2 separate regions of the Homo sapiens genome follow, and region 2 is linked to region 1. A link is an interaction called in ENCODE POLR2A ChIA-PET data of the cell type or tissue named here. Cell type or tissue: Caco-2. All regions are shown on one strand. Links, peaks and the distances in the headings refer to the core of each region. The heading gives the core; the rest is flanking DNA.

The links. ChIA-PET counts read pairs that join two places held together with the same protein. Peaks named below come from ENCODE experiments on the same cell type or tissue, not always from the same donor. Only the 100,000 strongest peaks of a DNase experiment are listed, where the experiment ranks them.
Region 2: POLR2A ChIA-PET joins it to region 1 with 11 read pairs; 5 of 35 experiments call an interaction of 5 or more read pairs at or near these places.

The regions. Positions count from the first base shown.
Region 1 is chr21:33,676,242-33,687,859 of GRCh38, forward strand. The region is part of intron 1 of ITSN1 (intersectin 1); the gene reads left to right. Among named protein-coding and RNA genes, the nearest start is that of ITSN1, 40 kb to the left of the region's middle. In Caco-2, for the core only: no CTCF peak of the experiment used is centred there; a DNase peak (open chromatin) is centred at 7,220.
Region 2 is chr21:33,733,078-33,744,695 of GRCh38, forward strand. It overlaps ITSN1 (intersectin 1), which reads left to right. Exons shown (of 40, transcript NM_003024.3): 5 at 1,967-2,127. Among named protein-coding and RNA genes, the nearest start is that of ITSN1, 96 kb to the left of the region's middle. RefSeq lists a silencer at 9,116-9,218. In Caco-2, for the core only: no CTCF peak of the experiment used is centred there; a DNase peak (open chromatin) is centred at 6,704.

The DNA of each region.
Region 1 (11,618 bases), core at 2,360-10,359:
CAGAGTGCTAGGATTACACGCATGAGCCATTGCGCCTGTCCTGATTTTCCATTTTTAAGGATTTCTGCTCATGGTGTCAAATGAGAACATCCCCTGTCACTTCAAGATTTTACGAATATTAACCTGCATTTTCTTCTACAACACTTTCTCTTTTTTAAAAAACGTTTTTAAAGGTGGAGTTTTGCTAAGTTGCCCAGGCTGGTCTTCAACTCCTGGGCTCAAGCAAACCTCCCACCTCAGCCTTTCAAAGCGCTGGGATTATAGGCATGAGCCACCGTGCCCAGCCTCTGCCACACTTCCATGATTTCATTTGTTCACTAGGGTCTTCAAACTGTCTGTAGTTTGTTTTGATGCAAGCAAATACATTTATTTTAGTGTGGCCAAATGTAATTTACATTTTTAAATATTGAATTATTTTGGTTGCACTGTGCAAACATTAGGCAAATTTAGGTATAAAGTTGGAAAAAGCCACTAAGTGTCACACTGTTCTGAGGAGCACTGGGAATTCTGAGAAGGCTTAAAGAGTTTGCCATGGTTTTCTGTCCTTGTGATAGTTTGTTCGGAATGATGGTTTCCAGCTTCATCCATGCCCCTACAAAGGATGTGAACTCATCCTTTTCTATGGCTGCATAGTATTTCATGGTGTATATGTGCCACATTTTCGACAGAAAACCAAACACTGCATGTTCTCACTCATAGGTGGGAATTGAACAATGAGAACACTTGGACACAGGGTGGGGAACATCACACACCGGGACCTGTCGTGAGGTGCGGGGAGGGGGGAGGGATAGCATTAGGAGATAAACCTAATGTAAATGACAAATTAATGGGTGCAGCACACCAACATGGCACATGTATACATATGTAACAAAACCTGCACGTTGTGCACATGTACCCTAGAACTTAAAGTATAATTAAAAAAAAAGAGTTTGCCATGGAAGTGGAGGTCAGGAGAGGGGAGAACTGAGCAAGTATGTGGGTATTTCCAGCTCCTACTTCTCCCAAGAACTGCAGGCTTAGATGGGCAGCTGTCTAGTAGGCAGATCTTCTTGGGCATCTAATAATAAGCTGTTCAAAATTAACATAGCCAAAGCAGAATTCTTTTTTTTTTTTTTTTAAGACAGAGTCTCACTTATCACCTAGGCTGGAGTGCAGTGGCATGATCTCGGCTCACTGCAAGCCTCGCCTCCCTGGTTCAAGGGATTTTCTTGCCTCAACCTCCCGAGTACCTGGGATTACAGTTGTGTGCCACCATGTCCAGCTAATTTTTATATTTTTAGTAGAGACAGGGTTTCGCCCTGTTGGCCAGGCTGGTCCCAAACATCTGGCATCAAGTGATCCACCCGCCTAGGCCTCCCAAAGTGCTGGGATTACAGACTTGAGCCACCGCACCCAGCCCAAAACGGAATTCTTGATGCTGTCCCCACCCTAATGCGCACACCCCAGTCCTTTCTCGTCTTAGTAAATAGCGCTGTCAAACACCCATTTAGGCAGGCCAGAAACTTCAAAGGTGTCTTTGATTCCGCTCTTCCACCACTTTATATCTACTCCATCATGAAGTCTTGTAGACTTTCTGTCCAGAATATATCCTGAGTCTGACCACTCCTAATCATTTCCACTGTTAAAACATTAGGCCACCACTGTCTCTCATGTGGGTGTTTATTGTGGTCTTCTGGACGTTGTCTTGGTTCCACTTTGTCTCTCCCTGTAATCTGTTTCACATAGTAGCTTCTACAGTGTAAATAAGATCATATTATTCCCTTGATTAAAACCTTTCAAAGACTTCCCATTACATTTAAAATAAAATCCAAGCCTTACTATAAAAGATCCACTTGTCTGGCCTCTGTGCTTCTCCAGTTTCTTCCTTCTGCACTCCCCTTGTCTGCTTTGCGGTAGCCTAACATGTCTCTTTCTATCTCTTGAACAGGTTCTTTTCTTTCGTTGGGTCTTTATACAGGCTGAACCTCCTCTAGAACTAACTAGAAGCTACCTCTGATGTCTTCTCAGAGAGACTTTCCTTGACTATCCCCAGGCACATGAAGAAGCCCCACACACCCCCTCTAGTCACCATCTATCTTGTTAACCTTACTTATTTTCTTAAAGTGGGGTTCTGTATGTAAAATGATCTTCTTTATTTGTTTACTGGTTTATTAGCTGTCTTCCTATTCGAGAATGTAAGCTCCCAGAGGACACTCTGTTTTGTTCACTTCTGAATCCCTAGCACTTAGCCCCGTGCTTGGCCCATGACATTTGTGGTAAGTACTAGGTGACCATTTTTGGAACTGTTCCCACCCCACGGCCTGCATTCACACTTTAATCACAGCAGCTCAGCTTTTATATCGTGAGCTTCAGTGGGAGGTTTTGTTTACAGAAAGTTTTCTTGGTTGACAAAAGCCTGAAGATGATTTTCTTGGAAGATGAGGATTTATTCTAAGGATATGTGAGGAAGCAAAGTTTTTGTTGTTGTTGTTGTTTTGGAGGGGTGGTGGGGGATCCGAGTCTCGCTTTGTCATCCAGGCTGGAGTGTAGTGGCGCAATCATGGCTCACTGCAACCTCTGCCTCCCGGGTTTAAGCGATTCTCCTGCCTCAGCCACCTGAGTAGCTGGGATTACAGGCATGCGCCACCACGCCCAGCTAATTTTTGTATTTTTAGTAGAGACAGGGTTTCACGGAAGCAGAGATTTTCTGTCAGTGTTCCATCTACTTCATAATGTATTGTTGATATGGTTCTTGATTTTTTAACCTGAAGGCATAAGCATGAAAATAGCATAATGATTTTTCACAGTTCCTGTCCAAGAGTACTTTTTCTTTACATGTTGAATTACCTACCATAGATTGTTTTATCCTATAATTAGAAAGATTATGAGATTACATCATCTTATATTTACCCTTAAAGAGTGTTTCCCGAATCATAAGCCAAAGCCTTTGTATAACCTTATTATGTAAATATTTATGTTTCAGGTGTGTTATTCCCTTTGTGTGTGTGTGTATCTATATACATATATATGCATAGTATTTGTGTTCTCTTATTCCTATGACATTGTAAACGTTCTAGTTGATGATGTCTGTGCTTCCATTGCAACTCTTCACTGCATGGGTACTCTGATGTGTATGGCTTGCTGCTCCCCAGATATTCGTTGACTTTGTGACATCTGTCCTAGGACAATTTCACTATTTTAGTTTTTGGCTACTCAGTTAATTAGAAATGCATCTCAGTTGTATTTTAAGTTATTGCTTTCTACATTTTAATCAGTAAATACAAAGAGATTGCCTTTAGTTTTTGTTATGTGTATTTTCAGGTTATGTTACTGGGAGTACAAAGTTTTACAATTGTTGCTTTCTTTGTGGATTATAGGTTTTAGGAAAATAAAATTTATCGTATTGACAGTTTTTGCCTTGAAAGGCTTATTAAATTTAGCAGTCCTCCCTTTTTTGTGTGTTTTTTGATCCTTATCCTTTTTTTTTTTTTTTTTTTTTTTGAGACGGAGTCTCGCTCTGTCACACAGGCTGGAGTGCAGTGGCAGAGCTCACTGCAAGCTCCGCCTCCCAGGTTCATGCCATTCTCCTGCCTCAGCCTCCCAAGTAGCTGGGACTACAGGTGCCCGCCCCCACATCCAGCTAATTTTTTTGTATTTTTAGTAGAGACGAGGTTTCACCGTGTTAGCCAGGATGGTCTTGATCTCCTGACCTCGTGATCCGCCTGTCTGGTCCTCCCAAAGTGCTGGGATTACAGGCGTGAGACACCGCGCCCAGCCCATCCTTTTGTTTTTAATCTGTCATTTTATTTTAGGTGCATTTCTAGTTCGCTTGGCCTGCTGTCTTTTTCATAACACTTTATTCCTATGTAATAGATATAATGTTCTTTTGCATTTTATTGTTTCTAAAGCAAATATCTTCTAATTAAGAAAAATAACTTCTAGTTAATTTATTTCAAGGGGAAGCAGTGGGGGTTTTATTCCTCTGGATGTTTGTTGTCTTGTGTCCTGTGGAATATTTTCTTTCTGTTTTTGTTCTTTTCTTTCTCTAACTCAGGACAGTGCTGAGGAATGTTTTCATTGGTGCCGTATTTTCTTTTTCTTTCTTTTCTTTTTTCTTTTTTTTTTTTTTGAGACAGGGTCTCTGTCTGTTGCCCAAGCTGGAATGCAATGGCGCAATCTCGGCTCACTGCAACTTCTGCCTGCTGGGTTCAAGCGATTCTCATGCCTCAGCCTCTCGAGTAGCTGGCATTACAGGCATGCACCACCACACCCGGCTAATTTTTGTGTTTTTATAGAGAAAGGGTTTCGCCATGTTGGCCAGGCTGGTCTTGAACTCCTGACCTCAAGTGATCCACCCACCTCAGCCTCCCAAAGTGCTGGGATTGCAGGCGTGAGCCGATGTGCGTGGCCTGGTGCCATACTTTCTGCATTTTTCTTTAAGGAAGGTTCCAAATGTCTGAAGTCCACCAAATGTCTGAAGTCCTGCCCAGACTTTTGGAGAGAAAACACAGCAAAGCAATCAGTAGGTTAATGACTGCATGGTTTCTGGACCAAATTATCCTCATCTACCACTTAGAACATTAAGTTGTAAACCAGAGTCAGCACAGCCAGGGTGGAGATTACTTATTTGTATCCCTTGCTCGTAGGTTATTTAATATTCTCTGTTGTGTCAAAGTTTAGTCGGGTATATTAATTAGTCAGCTTTTGCTAAATTATGTTGTGGTAACAATCTCCAAATCTCAGTAGTTTACGACAACAAAACTTTGTTTCTCAGTTTAAGGCTCTTTGTGGGCTTCATGCCATGGTAGAACCTCAAAAGTGGCATGTGCCATTTCAACTCATACTTCATTGGCCAAAAGCAAGTCACGTGGTCATGCAGGGCCTCAGTAAGCAAGAAATATTTACCCGCCCGGGGATGGACAGGTAGGAAAGGGTCTGTTAAGGAAGGGCAGCAAATATTTGGATAACAGTACTATGTGTTTGTATGGAGCGATATTTAAGAAGGTTTCCTAGGTTTTTTGAGGGGTATTGAAGCTGAGAGGTTGGGGGCAGGCAGGAAGCTCTGCAGCCTGTAGCCTATGGTATCAAGCTTCATGAGAACGAGAATTAACTAGTTACATCTTTATTACCATTTTTGGCATCTCTGCAGACAGTGGATCTAATGCATGATAGCTGATTAATAAATGTTTGTTGAATTAATGAACAAAATAGCAAGAAAGTAACGTATTCTGAGGCAGGAGAATTGCTTGAACCAGGAGGCAGAGGTTGCAGTGAGCTGACATCATGCCATTGCACTCCAGCCTGGGCGACAGAGTGAGACTCCGTCTCAAAAAACAAAAGAAAGTAAACAGATTATTTTCATGCTATTTGATGCCTCCGCTTAGTTTGGAACCAGTTTTTATTTTATTTTATTTTATTTTATTTTATTTTATTTTATTTTTTGTTTTGTTTTTGTTTTCGTGTTTTTTGAGACGGAGTCTCGCTCTGTCGCCCAGGCTGGAGTGCAGTGGCGAGATCTGGGTTCATTGCAAGCTCCGCCTCCCGGGTTCACGTCATTCTCCTGCCTCAGCCTCCTGAGTAGCTGGGACTACAGGCGCCCACCACTATGCCCGGCTAATTTTTTTGTATTTTTAGTAGAGGGGTTTCACCGTGTTAACCAGGGTGGTCTTGATCTCCTGACCTCGTGATCCACCCGTCTCGGCCTCCCAAAGTGCTGGGATTACAGGCATGAACCACCGCGCCTGGCCTTGGAACCAGTTTTATAGAGCAGTTCCTACAATAGCTCCTTTTATATTTAAAATGAAAAGTGCTTTCTTGGGGGTCATTTTGCCATACCAAAAGATTATGTGCTTAAAAAAAAAACTACATACTAATTACAGAAAAAATTTTAAATATGCATTAAATACAAGCAAGTAGAGGTTGTGTTCTATTTGGCTACTCAGGACAACTATTGGTGTTTTGTTATATATCCTCCTATATAATTCCTTTCTTTCTTTTCTTTTTTTTTTTTTTGAGATGGAGTTTCACTCTTGTTGCCCAGGCTGGAGTGCAATGGCGCAATCTCAGCTCACCGCAACCTCTGCCTCCCAGGTTCAAGCGATTCTCGCTTCTCAGCCTCCCTAGTAGCTGGGATTACAGGCATGCGCCACCACGCCCGGCTAATTTTGTATTTTTGGTAGAGGCGGGGTTTCTCCATGTTGGTCAGGCTGGTCTCGAACTCCCGACCTCAGGTGATCCACCCGCCTCGGCCTCCCAAAGTGCAGGGGTTACAGGCATGAGCCACATAGTGCCCAGCCTCTTTCTTTTCTTTTCTTTCTTTTTTTGAGATGGAGCCTCTCTCTGTTGCCCAGGCTGGAAGAATACAGTGGCACCATCTTGGCTCACTGTAACCTCTGCTTCCCGGGTACAAGTGATGCTTGTGTGTCAGCCTCCCAGTAGCTGGCACTACAGGTGTGCACCACCACACCCAGCTAATTTTTGTATTTTTAGTAGAGACGGGGTTTCATCACATTGGCCAGGCTGATCTCCTGACCTCAGGTGATCCACTCACCTCGGCTGCCCAAAGTGCTGGGATTGCAGGCTTGAGCCCTTTTTTTTTTCCCCATATGGCTTCTGAACATTGTTTATATTTATTGTCACACTAGGATCACTTAGTTTTGTACTTTTAGTAGTATCTATTGCTTTATTTGTTATGTTGCCAATCGGCAGTTGTAAAGGTCGTAGATGAAATAGACAAGTATTTATAAGATTAATTTTATCTTACCCTTGTTCTCTTTTTCTCTTCTTGAATTTCCTCCTTCAAATATATGAACTATTTACTTAACCAAACACTCTCTTTCTCTTCCCTCTCACCATGGCAAGAGTGAAAGGGACCAGAATGATGAAAGGTAGACAGTTGGCCTGAGGAAATAAGGTGCCTTGGCGATTCTCAGACTGGATAATCAGCTCCTGGGGAATCAGGCGCTGACTTTTTTTTTTTTCCTCCTGCTTTTACTCAGAGATCATCTTTTCATATTTTGGGATTTGTGCAGTCATTTCAATGATCTAAAAGTGAAGAGCTTGATAATAAGTTGATTTTAGTCCTACTGTCTTTTTGTGACGGATGTGCTAGATAAGCTTAATGTGAGTCATTCAAGAACCAAGCCCCTGTTTGAACCTGTCCATTGAGGGCCCTGTTTATCAGAGGTTGAAGCATTTTTTAGCTAGCAGCTGATCTTGGGTAAGCAAGCCATTGTACAAGTTCCCCATGCCTAGTTGTTTTGCATCATTAATCATCTTTTCTTCAAGCCATGGAAACATGGCTGAGTCTTGAGTCATCTGGCTCTTCCCAGTGCTGGAAATCCACCCTGCTGAGGTGAATGTGTGAAATATTTTTTGTTCTCGGTAGAGATCTGAGAACTGGTTTGTCTCCTGCAATGAACAGATTGAATTCCTTATAAATATGTTACTAAAAGGTACCTTTTGTGTCCATTTTACAGATATCTGACATGATTATTTATTAAACTCCTTTAAATAACTCCTGTGCTTAATGCAGTTTCCAAATATTTGAAATACTAAATGTAGATTTAGGGAACTCAGTGACCAGTTTTCATTTGCATTTTGATGAATTTCTCTATTTTAATATTTGTAGTTGCTATCCATTTTAGAAATATCCACTCTGCCAAGTAGGTTGGGAATGTGTGCAAGAATGACAGCTTAAATAATGTGCTTGTTTGCTATTGGAGCCGATGCCCCTAAGTAAAGCTACCAGATAAAGAGAGGAAAGGGGGAAAAAAGGAGGAGAATGAAGCCACCGTGTAACATCTGTTAGAGACTCAATGTGAGCCCTGTGAGTTAGTCTTCATTTCCCATGCTATGTTTTATTTTTATTTTTCCTGTTCCATTAAAGCATTTCGGTTAATTCTGTATAAGTAGAATGCTGATAACTCCTTAGAGAAATGTGATTCAGTAATAACCTTGTTTCCATGTGACTACTTATCTAATCTGCCATGCATCTGCTTTAAGGAAGGTGTCCATTAGGGTCAACTCACAGGTCAGACATTAATCTTAATTGTCAAATGTCTCAACTCATTGCTAGAGACTAAATTGATCTTGATGGCACTCATCTGAGTACCGATTCACACTAAAAGACAGTCAAGGGGTTGTTTTCCTTTGTGTGTTGTAATTCTTAGCAGGATCCTAAAAATGAAAGTTTTAAAATGTGGAATAGCATGATTAATGAGGACATTTATTAAGGTTAAGGCAGTTTAAAAGTTCAGTTTAATCTAAGGTTAGCTTGTAGGAACTGATATAAGAGATAGTTAAAAATTTGTTAAGCTTTACTTAAAACCTGTATTTGGGGGTAGAAACAGTTTTCCTAGGGTACTTATAATTTCCTTTAATTATCTCAGAAAGAGGGTCTCTTATTAGGATGAGGGAAAAAAATGACCCGTCATTCTTTTAAATCAGGTTTAATTTATTCCTGATATTTATATGATTCTTATATGTCATGTAATTCTTATGACATATAAGAGAGAAAACATTAATCTAGAGTAGGTAATTTCCTAGTTCAGCTTCTTCCACTTGTGTGAACTACAGAAGAACTGAAGAGTAATTGTAATTGTTTTATAACTTTAAAGAATTTAAGAGATTAAATTGCTGTCCTTGTGAATTCTTTGTTAAGTAACTCTCAAAGAAATAGTCAAGTTAAAGGGGATTTACTTTCTAAAACTAGCTTTCTTTTCTTTCTGTCTAACCTTTTATTATGAAAAATTTCAACATCTACAAAAGAAAGGAGAGTAGTATCATTACCCAGCTACAGTCACTGTTAACTCTCAGCTAATCTTGTCTCCATCCTGCCACCCTCCACTCCAGATTATTTTGAAGCAAATTCTAGACATCACTTCCTTTTATTAAAGCAAGTTGCGTTTCATAGTGACAATAGAAACCATTTACTCTTGGCACAGGTGCTAAGGTCTGAATACAACTTTAAGGAGACAGTGTCTGCATTGAAGAGCTTATGTTTTAAGAAAGGAGTTTATGTTTTCACTGGATATACTCGGCGTTCAGGGAATCAGAGACTTTCTTCAAGTTTCCCTTGTCTTTTAAATAGGGACGTATTTGCAAGTTCTTATCTGTTTGGAAATTCCTGTAGCAAGTTCAGGTTTAGTCATTCTGTACTGCTTTGGTGGTGCCTTATCTAAATAGTATTGAAAGGAAGAAAGAATTATTTCACCAAGAGTTGGCCTTGAAAGGAGTTAGATGTATTGGGTATATTTAGGAAGTACCCCTTCAACGCTGTAATAATATACCAACTTTTAAAGCTACCTCATAATAGCTCTTAAAAACACATTTAAAACACTTAGAGGTGATCCTTTTTCCTAGCCATCAGTGGGACAAATTAATTCCTTTTTGAGTAAAAAAAAAAAAAAAAAAAAAATTCTCTTTTTTTAGTACTCAAGATCAGCAAGTATTGGTTGACTCATTCTTTGTTGTTAAACCTCTTGGTTTCTCAGGCCAGTGTGTCTTTTTGTATACTTTGACCTTGCACTTTAAACTGAATTCCTTTTGTCCTTTGAGGGAGGCATAAAGCTGTCAGTTCCTGTTGGTGAGTGTGGGAAATTGAGTTTTCACTCTTCTCTATAATTTCTGCATTTCAAGTGGTTTTAATAATAATCATAACTATTTCTCAATTTTACTTCTTAAAAAAGTAGATTCATCAGACTGAATTGAATATTTGTTTTCCTTCTAAAGCTGAAGCCAATTTTGCCATACTTGTTTGTGCATTCTTAAGAGTTTAGTACTTAAGCATAGAAAACTGTGGGGTTCACATTTATATTTTGCTTTATTACAACTTAGAAGGTAATTGATGACTTGGCTCTGTGGTATGCTCAAAGTGCTGGACTGAGCTAGTTCAAGAATGTCATTAGCAGTGAATGGGAAATATGTGTCTACTTTTCTTCAGTAGCTAAACAGAAGTAATTATATATTTACATTCTACCTATTTCATAGGGATGTTGTTAGAATTACTGTGATTAGATTTTTTTTTTTAATTTCCAAATGTATTTAAGCTTCTTTACAGATAGGTGCCATATCAAAGCAAGGTGTTAATGTCATTTTTCTCAATTTGTGTTTTTGTCACTAGAAATATATATATATTGCTTTTTCTCTTTTCCTGGTATATTTTTCTGATAAATGTTTTGAAATTTGTTATCTTAAGTTTTTCATAGCTGGAATGCTAGAAAAGCATTTATGTCCTATTTTTAGTGCAAGTGATGAGTCTGGCTGGGTGGGTAAGTTAATGGCAAGGTAATTGAACTGTGCTGAGTGCTCGCCGATGTATCCTTCTGGCCTCTCCATTTTCAGGGTAGAGTTACTGTTTACAGTGACATGTTTCACAGTCTGTGTGACCAGCCAGTGTGAATCAGTTCGTCTATTGCCTGGCTTTCTTGAGCTCAATTTTTGTCTCATTTCCCCTTTCCATTTTATATATCACATTTCAAGATGGATGATCTACTTGTCTAACCACTCCAGGGAAGATTGGTGCCATCTAATAAAGTCAAAATGAGGTCCTGCATGTTACCTGGCATAAATTAGAGAATTATAGAATGAATGTGTGAACAGATCTGAGACTAGAGCTAGGTCACGAAACTCCTCAGTTTTTTTGGGTTCTCATTATGTGTTTATGGATGGAATTGTTCTCTTTATCTGGTTTGGGTGGTTTTGTTTGTCAGTGGCCAATGTGGTGGATATTTCAACACAATTTGGACATGCTTCCTATATATTTTGCAGAATGGTCTTTTTCTTTTGGTTAACTTTATAACTAATAGTTAAAGAATTTTCAAGCCTCAGCTGGGTACGGTGGCCCATGCCTGTAATCCCAGCACTTTGGGAGGCCAAGGTGGGCAGATTACCTGAGGTCAGGAGTTTTGAGACCAGCCTGGCCAAAATGGTGAAACCCTGTCTTTACTAAAAATACAAAAATTAGTCAGGCCTCACTCCAGCCTGGGTGACAGAGCGAGACTCTGTCTCAAAAGAAAAAAAAAAAAATTATTTGGGCTTGGTGACGTGCACCTGTAATCTCAGCTACTCGGGAGGCTGTGGCACGAGAATTGCTTGAACCTGTGAGGCAGAGGTTGCAGTGAGCCAAGATCGTGCCATTGCACTTCAGCCTGGGCAACAAGAGCAGAACTCCATCTTAAAAAAAAAAAAAAAAAAAAAAAAAAAAAAGAATTTTCAAGCCACATTAGGATGCTTATCGGCATGAGTTTTACATAATAAGACAATCTGAAATGTATTTGAGTTTTGATGTTTCTAATCTGTAGAACTTGAAGGCCTAAGGATTTTGTAGTTTTTTAGGGAACAGCATTCCTCTTTCTCTCAGGTGATCTATGTTATGTTGACCTACTCAAACATGTTAACTTTGAAAATGAACCAACGTTCAGGAACAAATGAAATGACATTTTCAGGACAGCATTCCAAATACATAGTTAGGGACAGTTGTTCGTAGCTTCTGGAGTGTTTGAAAATGGCCCTCATATCATACAACTTGAATTGGCATTCATTGACAATCACTTTGCTTTTAAAAGATGCTTAACAAAGAGTTGTAAGTAACATACTTTGAGACTGAGTAAATAAAATAAACATGCGAACCTTTGATG
Region 2 (11,618 bases), core at 1,706-9,705, 56 kb after region 1:
AATGTTCATAGGAAAATAGACACCCATGAATAACCAAGGGGGAAAAAAAACCTTCCCAGACCTTCCCGGATCACAATATACCAGAGAGCCAGTGTGATCAAATCATTGTAATATTGACCTGGAAATTGTTCAGTCAGAACAGATAGTCCAGAAATAGTTCTCACTTCATATGAACATTTGATACATGATAAAAATGTATATTAGTTCAGTGAGAAGAAGAGGGATTGATTAATAAATATTACTGGGAAAGCTAGGAATCCATGTAGAAGAAATGTGATTGGACCCTGGAATAACTCCCCCACCCCTACCCATAATTATTGGTTTAAGGATTGAAATGAAATAAAATAATACAATGTTAGAAAATCAAGGACTAACAACCTTCTAATCATATGATAAAAGAAATATTTTATATACAAAAATTTAGAATTTTTATGCCGTACATATACATAAATCAACAAATAATGAATTTTTAAAAGTCTTTCAGCAGTCAGCAGATAAACAGTTAATTTGTGATACACTATGAGCTCTTATAAACTAACAACAAAAGACATGCAATATATAGAAAATTTGGCAAAGGATTTGAATAAGCAGTTCATAGAAGTGCAAATCCAAATGGCCACGAAATACAGAAAAATGATGCTCAGGTTCACAAGTAGTGAGAAGAATTCAGATTCTGAATTCTTTGCTGAAGGGCCCATGACTACAGGAGAATGGGGAACTCCTATCTGAGGCAAAAAGGTTTCTGCAACCACAGAGCTTTGTTTCCTGCGTTATGATCCTTATTTTCTAAAATGTGCCAACTTTTACAATCTTGATCACTTTTAGAGATTTTTTTATCTTTGTCTTATGCCATACTTTTTATTGTGTTACATGTTTTCTTTCTTTGAGTTAATTCCAGCTATGCAGAATTGTTTTCTGTGTAACTTAATTTTCTTTTGTGAACACTGTCCGGATATGGCTCAGTCTAAAAGATCATGGTATTTTAATTGAACTGTCTTATTTAGATCTTTCAAATACATTTTTCATAATATTGGTTTAAAAAAATCCTCATGCTTTTAATATCTGGATTAAAAGAAATAAAATCTGAATAAAACTTTTTTATGCAGAAGAGGTTAAGTCATGAATATGCACAGTTTTGATGATATAATGTAGTTTCCAGTTACAAGGACAAACTTTTGCTTACTTGATCTTAGCCAAAAGGCCGAGAAGCGATTCCTTTTGCTTACTCTTCTTTGAGAAAATACTTTACATTAAAGCTCATTACAGTTTGCACTTGGACCGTGTATATTTGAGTACCATTTTCAAATAGCAGACACATTTTGTAAGCTAACTTACAAAATTGTTGAGTGATATGGGGCATGATTCTAAAGAAAAGTTAGTTTCAAGAGCTTTAGAGGTTTAGTAGCATTATAGTTGAGTAACCCTAGCATAGCATAAGTAGGTAGCATAGCATACTGTGTCATGTTCCCACATTGAGGTTTGTAGAGCTCTACAAAGAATGCAATCTAAGTATCTCTAGCAATATTAACATTCCGCTTCTAAATCTTTTTCTTTTCTAATAGCTTTATTGTGAAAGAATTCACATAATAAAATTTACTCGTTTAAAGTATCTAATTCATTGGTTTTAGTTTATTCACAGAGTTGTGCGACAGTCACTATTAGCTAATTTTAGAATGTTTTCATCACTTCAGAAAGAAACCCCTTTTGATGTCTAAAGTACAAATCCTCACACTGAGGCTGAAAATTACCTGCTAAAGTGGCAGAGTGAAAGATATTTTATGTTTATATAAAACTTGGCCAGTATTTACAGGCTATTCCCCATAGTTTGGTAAACAGTTATGTTTTCTGTTGTTGTCTCTAGGGGTAAGAGTGCTAATTATTTTGTTTTCGTGTTGGTGGGAGTGGTGGTTTTGGAAAGGTTCTTTTATGGTCACAGTTGTTCTCAGGCCATGCTGTTGGTTTGCAGGGCACTAGCTGACATGAATAATGATGGAAGAATGGATCAAGTGGAGTTTTCCATAGCTATGAAACTTATCAAACTGAAGCTACAAGGATATCAGCTACCCTCTGCACTTCCCCCTGTCATGAAACAGCAACCAGTTGCTATTTCTAGCGCACCAGCATTTGGTAAGTCTGAAAATGAATTGGTTTCTGTATTTTCTTGTATATTTTAAAAATAAATGTTTTCCTTTTTTTCCCTCTCGGTTTATAACATTATGAAATTCTAGGAGGTAATTCTGTCTGAAAAATGATGGCCCCCTGCAGGAAGATAGTGCTGGGGAGAAGAAGGAGCATGTTCACATTTGAACCCTGGGATGTAAAGTAATCAAAATGAAAGCAGAGATGCAGGCCGCCAGTCAGGGGAAAAGGAAGAAACTTACAGTCCGCTGCTGCAGCTTCTGGGTTTTTTTTTTTTTTTCTCTTCCATTATCCTTCAGGTTGTTGCATACTTCCTTTTGATTTTCGGTTTCCATAATGTCTGTTTCTCCTTGTGCATAAACAATTCCTTTGGATTATGGCATCTAGAAATATATATATTTTGAATCACAGTACTGAGTCACTTGGCCACATTAAATTCTTTCTTAGAACAAAATGGAATAGAGAAAAAATAAACATTGTTATCCTGATTAAAAACCTAATTCCAGCCGGGCATGGTGGCTTACACCTCTAATCCCAGCACTTTGGGAGGCTGAGGCAGGTGGATCACCTGAGGTCAGGAGTTCGAGACCAGCCTGGTCAACATGGCGAAATCCCATCTCTACTGAAAATATAAAAAATTAGCCAGGTGTGGTGGTGCGCACCTGTAATCCCAGCTACTCGGAGAGGCTGAGGCAGGAGAACCTGGGAGGCAGTGGCTGCAGTGAGCCAAAATTGTGCCACTGTACTCCAGCCTGTGCGACAGAGCAAGACTTCGTCTCAAAACAAACGTGATTCCATAAAAAATTATCTTTCAACCAGGTATTTTTCTTATAAGCTAATTGATTAATTAGTTGACTGAGATCAGTAGTTCTGATTTCTGTTCTCATTCTAGACTTTAGGTTAATTTGAAGATCACAGTAATAAAATCTAACATCTGATTCATGGGGAGGTTCTTTAACAGTTTAAAACAAAACATGAAAATTGTGGCTAGAGTTTCTTTTCATCTCTTCATCCTCAGATAGCTGATGATAGGTGATAAAGTGAAATAGATTTCGGAGGGGGCAGTCAACAGTAATTCAGGGTGTCTCTGATATAATTAATGATAAGCTAAGATACAGAAATACTCTGGTTTTACTTACTAGGTTTCCTATTAAAAACAATGTATTGCCTTTCTTTTAGTAAGTTTTAGCCACAAGGCTGGTTTTTGTAAGGGGAAAGGTTTTGGAAGATTTTTAGGCAAATAGGATAGTGGTCCAAGAAAAGAAAGAAAAATCCATATATGAGCAAAGGCGAGGAAGAGCAGAAGTGAACACTGCAGCAGCCTCCACATGACTGGGGCCGTTGTTTGTCTTGTCCAGTGTGTGCTCACAATGTTTAGCCTTTAGTTAACCAGCTAATTTAAGTGGAACTTGCTCTGAATCCCTGAAGATCTCTGTAGCCAATCTTTGGTCAGGACCCAGGCGTTAAAATAATTCAAGGGTGTTTGGGGTCGAACACAGTGGCTCATGCCTGTAATCCTAATGCTTTGGGAGGCCAAAGCAGGAGGATTGCTTGGTCCCAGGTGTTGGAGACCAGCCTGGCAACATAACAAGGCCTCGTTGCTACTGAAAATTTAAAAATTAACCAGGCATAGTGGTGGGTGCCTATAGTCCCAGCCACTTGGGAAGCTGAGACAAGAGGATCACTTGAGCACAAGAGGTCAAGCCTGCAGTGAGCCAAGATCACACTACTGCACCCCAGCCTGGGTGACAAAGTGATACCCTGTCTTAAAAAACAAAAACAAAAAACAACGGTATTTGGTTTTCTTTTGGCTTTCTTCCAATGCTACAAGAAGAAATCTCATAGTGGAGAAAAGGTCAAATGACTAGAGGCACCCCATTTCTCCTTTTTCTCTCAAACCTGGGGTCAATAATTTTTCCTGTACCATTTAATTCATTTTCTCTTATTCCATTCTGCCATCAGAATTTCAGTTGTGGAGCTATTGCTGATTTAGTTTCAGGAGGTTGTGACCTTACTGCTGAGAAAGTTTTACAGTCGTTAAGTAACCTGCTACTGTTAAACCTGCCAGGATTTCTGACCTAATACTCTGCCAGGCAGCCCATCACTCTTCCCCCCAGACTTCTCCCTGTCTTTCCTCACCACATTGATGTTCTCAGTAAATGATTTTGATGAGGCTAAACCATGAAGGATATCAGAACATAGGAGAAGTTACCAGTATATGATCTTGATCAAGTTTACTTAAGTATTTTCTAGTTCTACCTCTCAGCTCAATCTAGGGTAAAATACATATATATATTTTATAGTTTGTTGAGCCACTTGAGAATAAAATAATTTATTACTATTGTCATTGTTTTATTTATTTATTTATTTATTTTGAGACAGACTCTCACTTAGTCGCCCAGGCTGGAGTGCAGTAGCATGATCTTGGCTCACTGCAACCTCTGCCTCCCGGGTTCAAGCAGTTCTCCTGTCTCAGCCTCCCGAGTAGCTGGGACTACAGGGACATGCCGCAACACCCAGCTAATTTTTGTATTTTTAATAGAGACAGGGTTCCACCATGTTGGTCACGCTGGTCTTGAATTCCTGACCTCAGGTGATCCACCCACCTCAGCCTCCCAAAGTGTTGGCATTACAGGATGAGCCACTGCACCTGGCCTGCTTTCTAATTAATATTGAAAATTATTGGTTAGGTGTGGTGGCTCATACCTGTAATCTCAGCACTTTGGGAGGCCGAGGTGGGCAGATCGCTTGCGCTCAGGAGTTTGAGACCAACCTGGGAAACATGGCAAAACCCCATCTCTACAAAAAATACAAAAATTAGCTGGGTATGGTGGTGTGTGCCTGTAGTCCTAACTGCTTGGGAGGCTGAGGCAAGGGGATGGCTTGAGCCCAGGAGGTGGAGGTTGCAGTGAGCCAAGGGAGATCGTGCCACTGCACTCCAGCCTGGGTGACAGAGCCAGACCCTATCTCAAAAAACAAAACAAAACAAAAATCTGACTCTGCATTTCCTTGCCCTTATATATAGTATGTGCCTTCACATATAATATTTGATCACAATGATAACCCTAAAAAGTATGCAGACTGTATTAGCCCTGTTATATAAATGAGGGAACTGAGATTCTCAGAAATTGAACATTTTGCTTAAGGCCATATTTCTAACAAAGGAGATAGAACCTGTCCAAAGCTACCATTTATCTAAAGGCGAGATGGAGTCTCACTCTGTCGCCCAGGCTGGAGTGCAGTGGCATGATCTCGGCTCACTGCAACCTCCGCCTCTCGAGTTCAAGCAATTCTCCTTCGTCAGCCTCCCGAGTAGCTGGGATTACAGGCACCCACCACCACACCCGGCTAATTTTTCTATTTTTAGTAGCGACGGGGTTTCACCATCTTGGCCAGGCTGGTCTTGAACTCCTGACCTTGTGATCCACCCGCCTCGGCCTCCCAAACTCCTGGCATTACAGGCATGAGCCACCGCACCCGGATGGCTTTAGGTTTTTTAAAATTACCTTCTCCGTGCCTTCATTATCACCAAACTAACTGGGTGACATGACGTGTCACTCTTCCATGGTTCCTTGTCTGCATGGGTTTTTTGTTTTGAGACAGGGTCTCACTCTGTTGCCCAGACTAGAGTGCAATGGCACGATCATAGCTCACTGTAGCCTCCAACTCCTAGGCTCAAGCGTTCCTCCTGCTTCAGCCTCCTGTGTAGCTGGGACTACAGGCATGTACCACCACACTGAAGTAATTAAAAAATTTTTTTTATAGATAGAGTCTTGCTCTTTTGCCCAGGCTGGTCTCAAACTCCTAATCTCAAGTAATCCTCCCATTTTGGCTTCCCAAAGTGCTGAGATTACAGCATAAGCCATGGCACCAAGCCTCAGATATTTTTTAATGTAGTTGTTAACACACTATAGAATTAAGGCTCAGACTGGAGTCTGAACAATGATTTTGTTCAACTCCCCTACAGAGAAGAGAGAAAAATGGGGTGCAGTGATACTGTGACTTGCCTTAGAGCACCCTGAAAATAGAATTTTCTATTGTAGGAAATTCTATGGGTAGACTTGGTACCTTCTTTCACCAGTGTGCACTCAGCATAATTCTTTTGTTCTGGACCCAGCTTATACAGGAGGAGTCTGTTTTTCTTTTGCTTGGTTTTTGTTTTGCCAGAGTACATGGTTTTATTGGATTAAACCAGTGTTTTGTAAGCCCCTACTGTGTGTCCTAGTTGCTGGGAACATGCTGGCCAGCAAGACCTCATGGCTTCTACCACTGTGGATCTTATTTTCAAATTGTGGGGAGCAAGGAAATAAATACTTTTAGGTGAGAATAAGTGCAATAAGTTCATTAAAACAGAGTAATAGTAGAGAGACAGAGAGAGAGAAACCAGTAGAACAAGATGGCCAGGGAAGAATTCTTTGAGCAGATGACTTTTGGAACTGATGTAGATGATGAGAGCCATGTGAAGACCTAGGGGAGAGGCCTTCCAGGCTAAAGGAACTGCACTGGCAAAAGTCCTAAGGCAAAAACTAGCTTGGGGTTTGGAAGGTGTGCGAGGGGCGTCGTAGCTGAAGCATGGGGAGACCATAAGGAAAAGCAAGCAAACAACAGATTAAGCAGAAGAGTGACGTGGTTGATAGACTTATCTGTGTTATCTGAAGACTGGAATGTAGGGGACAAGAATGGAATCCTGGAGATCAGTTAGGAGGCTTTTGCCACGGGCAAGAGGCAATGGTGATTTATATCTGGTGGTGATAATCAATGTGGAGGACAGATTAGATTCATTCTAGCCTGTATTTTGGGAAAAAAGTAAAAAGGACTTGTCAGTAGATTGGAAATAAGAAATGAAAAAGGAGTATTAAGGCTTTTCACATGAATAACTAGATGGATGGTATAAGTGTATACTGAGATGGGGATAACAGGAAGAGGAATGGTTTTAAAGGAGAAATTAAGAGTTTTGGTGATTTTGAGAGTCCTAGTAGATTTCCGAGTTGGGATGTTAAGGAGACAGGGATGACTACGTTTGACTGAAGCTCAGAGGAAGGATCGATCAGCTCTGGGGCAGTTTGGATATGGAGAGCATGTCTTAGGGGCAAGCTTAGCTATAAGGAGTACAGTGTAGACCCAAGCCTTGATGTGATGTGACATTTAAAGGTCAGGCAAAAGAGGAGAAGCCAGAAACTGAGGCTGACAAAAGTGAAATGGCAGAAGATTGGTGTCCTGCTACCAAGAAAAAGTGTTTCAAGAAGGAGGGAATGCTCCATTGTTTGAGCTGCTTTTGAGAGATGGAGTAAGAATATGGCAGAACAGTGCTGATTAGATTTGATGTGATGAGCTTTTGAGTGACCTTGACAAGCAGTTTCAGTATAGTGATAGGGACAAAATCCTGATTGGAGGCTTGGAAGAGGGGAGAGAATTTCAAGAATTAAGACTTACACAGGAAGAGGTGATGGCAGCCAGAATACGGCTTCTGGTAGATGTATTTATTTAGAAAGTCATTCATTCAGAAAAGGTAGTCAGTTGTCAAAAGGATGATAGTCTTTTTGCAGTGGCTATTTAAAGCACAGTAGGCCAGGCACGGTGGCTCATGCCTGTAATCGCAGCACTTTGGGAGGCCAAGGCTGGAGGATTGCTTGAGGCTCCTAGTTCAGGACCAGCCTGGGCAACATAGTGAGATCCTATTTATATTTTTTTAATGTAAGTAGATAGATAGATAGATAGCTAATAAATTTTTCCTTTTCTGTAAAATGGAAAAATTATTATGTAAGAGAAGATTTCTAACAAATTTGGAAGCTTAAAAGATGCTTTTACCAGTCTGATGATTAAACAGTATTTTTAAACTTGGCCTTTTCCTCAGTGTCTTTTTGAGGTTAGCCTCCTTTTAGGTTAGGGGTCTGCAGCACAGATGGGGTACGTGTCTTGAAGGTTAACTGGTTGCGCAGTATGCTGTGTCAAGCCTTTTGAAAGTCTGAATGATGGCTCATGAAAACTTTTGGTTTGTTTCCATCTATTTTTATTTGTTGCTTGAGTAGATTGACATTCTTACTTAAGCAAAAACCAGGATTTGGAGTATAATTCAGTATAGTTATCAAAAGAACCAAATTTTTAAAAAGAAAAACACATTAAAAATATAGTTATCAAATAATCTTAGAAAATTTTGGAATTCTAAAACTGACAAGGTAAACCTGATACATGTTGCTATGTGTGGATATGTAAAGTTAATCTGATTCCAAATGAGATGTGTGGTAATGTGCTTGATAGTGTGCACGTGAACTGTAAACCAGTCATCTAGATGACTATAATTATAAACTTACTCAGTAAAGCCCAAGTTAGAATTTTTTTCTTCTCTTTGTTGGATTTTCAGTGTCTATAAACATTGTTTTTAAAAATGAAAATAGGCCGGGCGCAGTGACTCACGCCTGTAATCCCAGCACTTTGGGGGGCCCAGGTGGGCGGATCATGAGGTCAGGAGATCGAGACCATCCTGGCTAACATGATGAAACTCCGTCTCTACTAAAAATACAAAAAAAAATTAACCAAGCATGGTGGCGGGTGTCTGTAGTCCCAGCTGCTCGGGAGGCTGAGGCAGGAGAATGGCGTGAACCCTGGAGGCAGAGCTTGCAGTGAGCTGAGATCGCGTCACTGCACTCCATCCTGGGCGACAGAGCGAGATTCCGTCTCAAAAAAAAAAAAAAAAAAAAAGGAAATAGTCTGATTTTCTTACTGTATAAGTAATAGATGCTGCTTGCGAGTCAACAATGCAAAAAGACTTAAAAAGTAAAAATTACTATTAATTCTGTTACCCAGTGATGACCACTGTGTTCAACAACACTATTTTTAAAATCTTTTTTTTTTTTTTTTGAGGTGGAGTCTTGCTCTGTCCCCCAGGCTGGAGTGCAGTGGCACCTTCTCGGCTCACTGCAACCTCCGCTTCCTGGGTTCAAGCGATTGTCCTGCCTCAGCCTCCCCGGTAGCTGGGATTACAGGCATGTGCCACCACGCCTGGCTAATTTTTGTATTTTTAGTAGAGACGGGGTTTCACCATGTTGGCCAGGCTGGTCTCGAACTTCTGATCTCAAGATCCACCCACCTTGGCCTCCCAAAGTGCTGGGATTACAGGCGTGAGCCACCGCGCCTGGCCCTATTTTTAAAATTTTACACAAGTAATACATGCTCTTAGTAAAAAGAAATACAAACAAAACAGAATTGTGTACATTTGTAACAGTGCAGGAGGAAGAGGGAAGAATTAGGGTACCTGGTGCACTTGAAACAGGAGAACCCCAAAATAGCTAACAGGTATTTGCAAGAAAGTTCAACCAGGCTGAGAGCAGCAATAGAAATAGGAAAGGGTTATGCTCTCTGCAGTACTGAGTGAGTACAAAGGATCTGAGAGATTTGGAGCAGTCCAGCCCCTATGAACTCAAAAGACTGGCCCAACAAGCCTTCCTTTTGGGACAGGGCTTCATACTCAGGAAAAATGACTGGGAGTGGAATCAAAATTGAGCAGTATAGGGACATGGATACAAAGGAAAGAGATGGTCCAGACAAAAGTAGGGGAGGAGAATGGAGACTGGAATTCCTAAGAAGCAAGGCTCACATAAAAATGAGCAACAGAAAGTATCAAGCAAGGTCAAATCCACTGCAGAAAGTGTCAAGCAAGGTCAAATAACACAAAGTTATTATTAGGAAAAAGGAGAATAAAGGGAGAAATAACACCCCTGTGGACAGTGAAAGCACACCAGTAAATCACTACTTCAAAACAAGCTCAAAGAGAATAAGAAAATGATACAAGACTTGAAAGATGAAAATCAGAGTTTTTAAGGCTCATAAATAAGGTGACAGAAAGAATGAGAAATAAAAGAAAAATTCATTCTAGAAATGAGGATGCAACTAGAAGCAACACAGGGGATACTAACTGAAGAAAAATAGAAGTTACAAAGAGGAAAAAAATTTAAATTAAAAGGAAATGAGGCTGGGCGCAGTGGCTCACGCCTGTAATCCCAGCACTTTAAGAGGCCGAGGTGAGCGGATCACCTGAGGTCAGGAGTTCAAGACCAGCCTGGCCAACATGGCAAAACCCCGTCTGTACTAAAATTACAAAAATTAGCTGGGTATGGTGGCACATGCCTTTAATCCCAGCTACTTTGGAGGCTGAGGCATGAGAATCGCTTGAACCCGGGAGGCAGAGGTGGCAGTAAGCTGAGATCACACCACTGCACTCCAGCCTCGGGGATAGAGTGAGACTAGGTCTCCTAAATAAATAAAAGGAAATGGAAAAGATATAAAAAGAATTTGAGAAACAGTAACAAGTATTTAAGACAAAGAAGATTGAATGTATGGGCAGCAGGAGTCCCTGAGGAAGAAAACTAAACCAATGGAATAGAACAAATGATAAAAATGAATTCAAGACAACTTTCTTAAAATAAGAGATTCTAAACTATATTTAAAAGAGTATCATGTGGCCAAGAATATCAATCTAAAAAGTCCAACACTAAGATATATTCTAGTTAAAGGAGAAATTATTTAGACATGTAGAAAAAGAAAGCATATGACTTACAAGGGGGAAAATTAGATTATGTTCAGATTTTTCAACAGCAGTGCTTTCTGCTAGAAGAAAATGGAGTAACATATTTAGAATTCTCAGGGAAAGAACAAGCCAAGGATTTTGTGTCCAGAAAAACTGACTTTCAAGTAGAAAAAACAGACAAAACGTTACCAATTTATAAGGCTTCGGGGTATATTAACATGAGCCTTTCTTAAGGAATCTATTAGAGAATGTGCTTCAGACAATCAAAATAGCTAGACCTAGGTCATCATAAGGACTGATGGTGAGCACTAAATATATAGTTAGCTGTAGAGCTAAGACTGAAGGAAGGCTGAGGAGGAGAGAGTATCGGATGTAATTCCCATGCACTGTCAATTGGATACGATAAAACTTTAAGGGGAGCAGGACTGCATGCAAAAAAATAATTTAATGCATTCAGAAATTAGTATTAGTATTGTTATTCTGAAACTGTTGTCTGAGATATGTGGTAAAAACAAATAAGTAATTACGGAATAGTCTAATTCTGTCATTTTCTATACCTTTGAAATCTGTATTCTTGGTGTGGAAGAAAGGAGATAACAAATATAATAGTATCAAATGTAATGAAAAAGCAGTATAGTCTTGGATTTGAATTTTCAAATTGAAAGTATTAATATGAACTCAGAAGGCGTCTCTCACCACACCCCCCATTCTCTTCATCTATCCATCTATTTGTCTCCTAGTTCTGTTCACTGAAAAGACTAGATACAATCATCTACCCCAGCAGCACTGAGCATCCTTAGCGTCCAGATTGTGAACTTGAAATATCATTTCTCACCAAAAGAAACCAGAGTTTCTTGGAGAAATGGCTGAATCCAGGTCTAGATATGAAATGTGAAGAGCTTGAAGGACCCATCTTGTAATACTGGTCAGCAAGGAAGTTATCAAAGCATAGTAG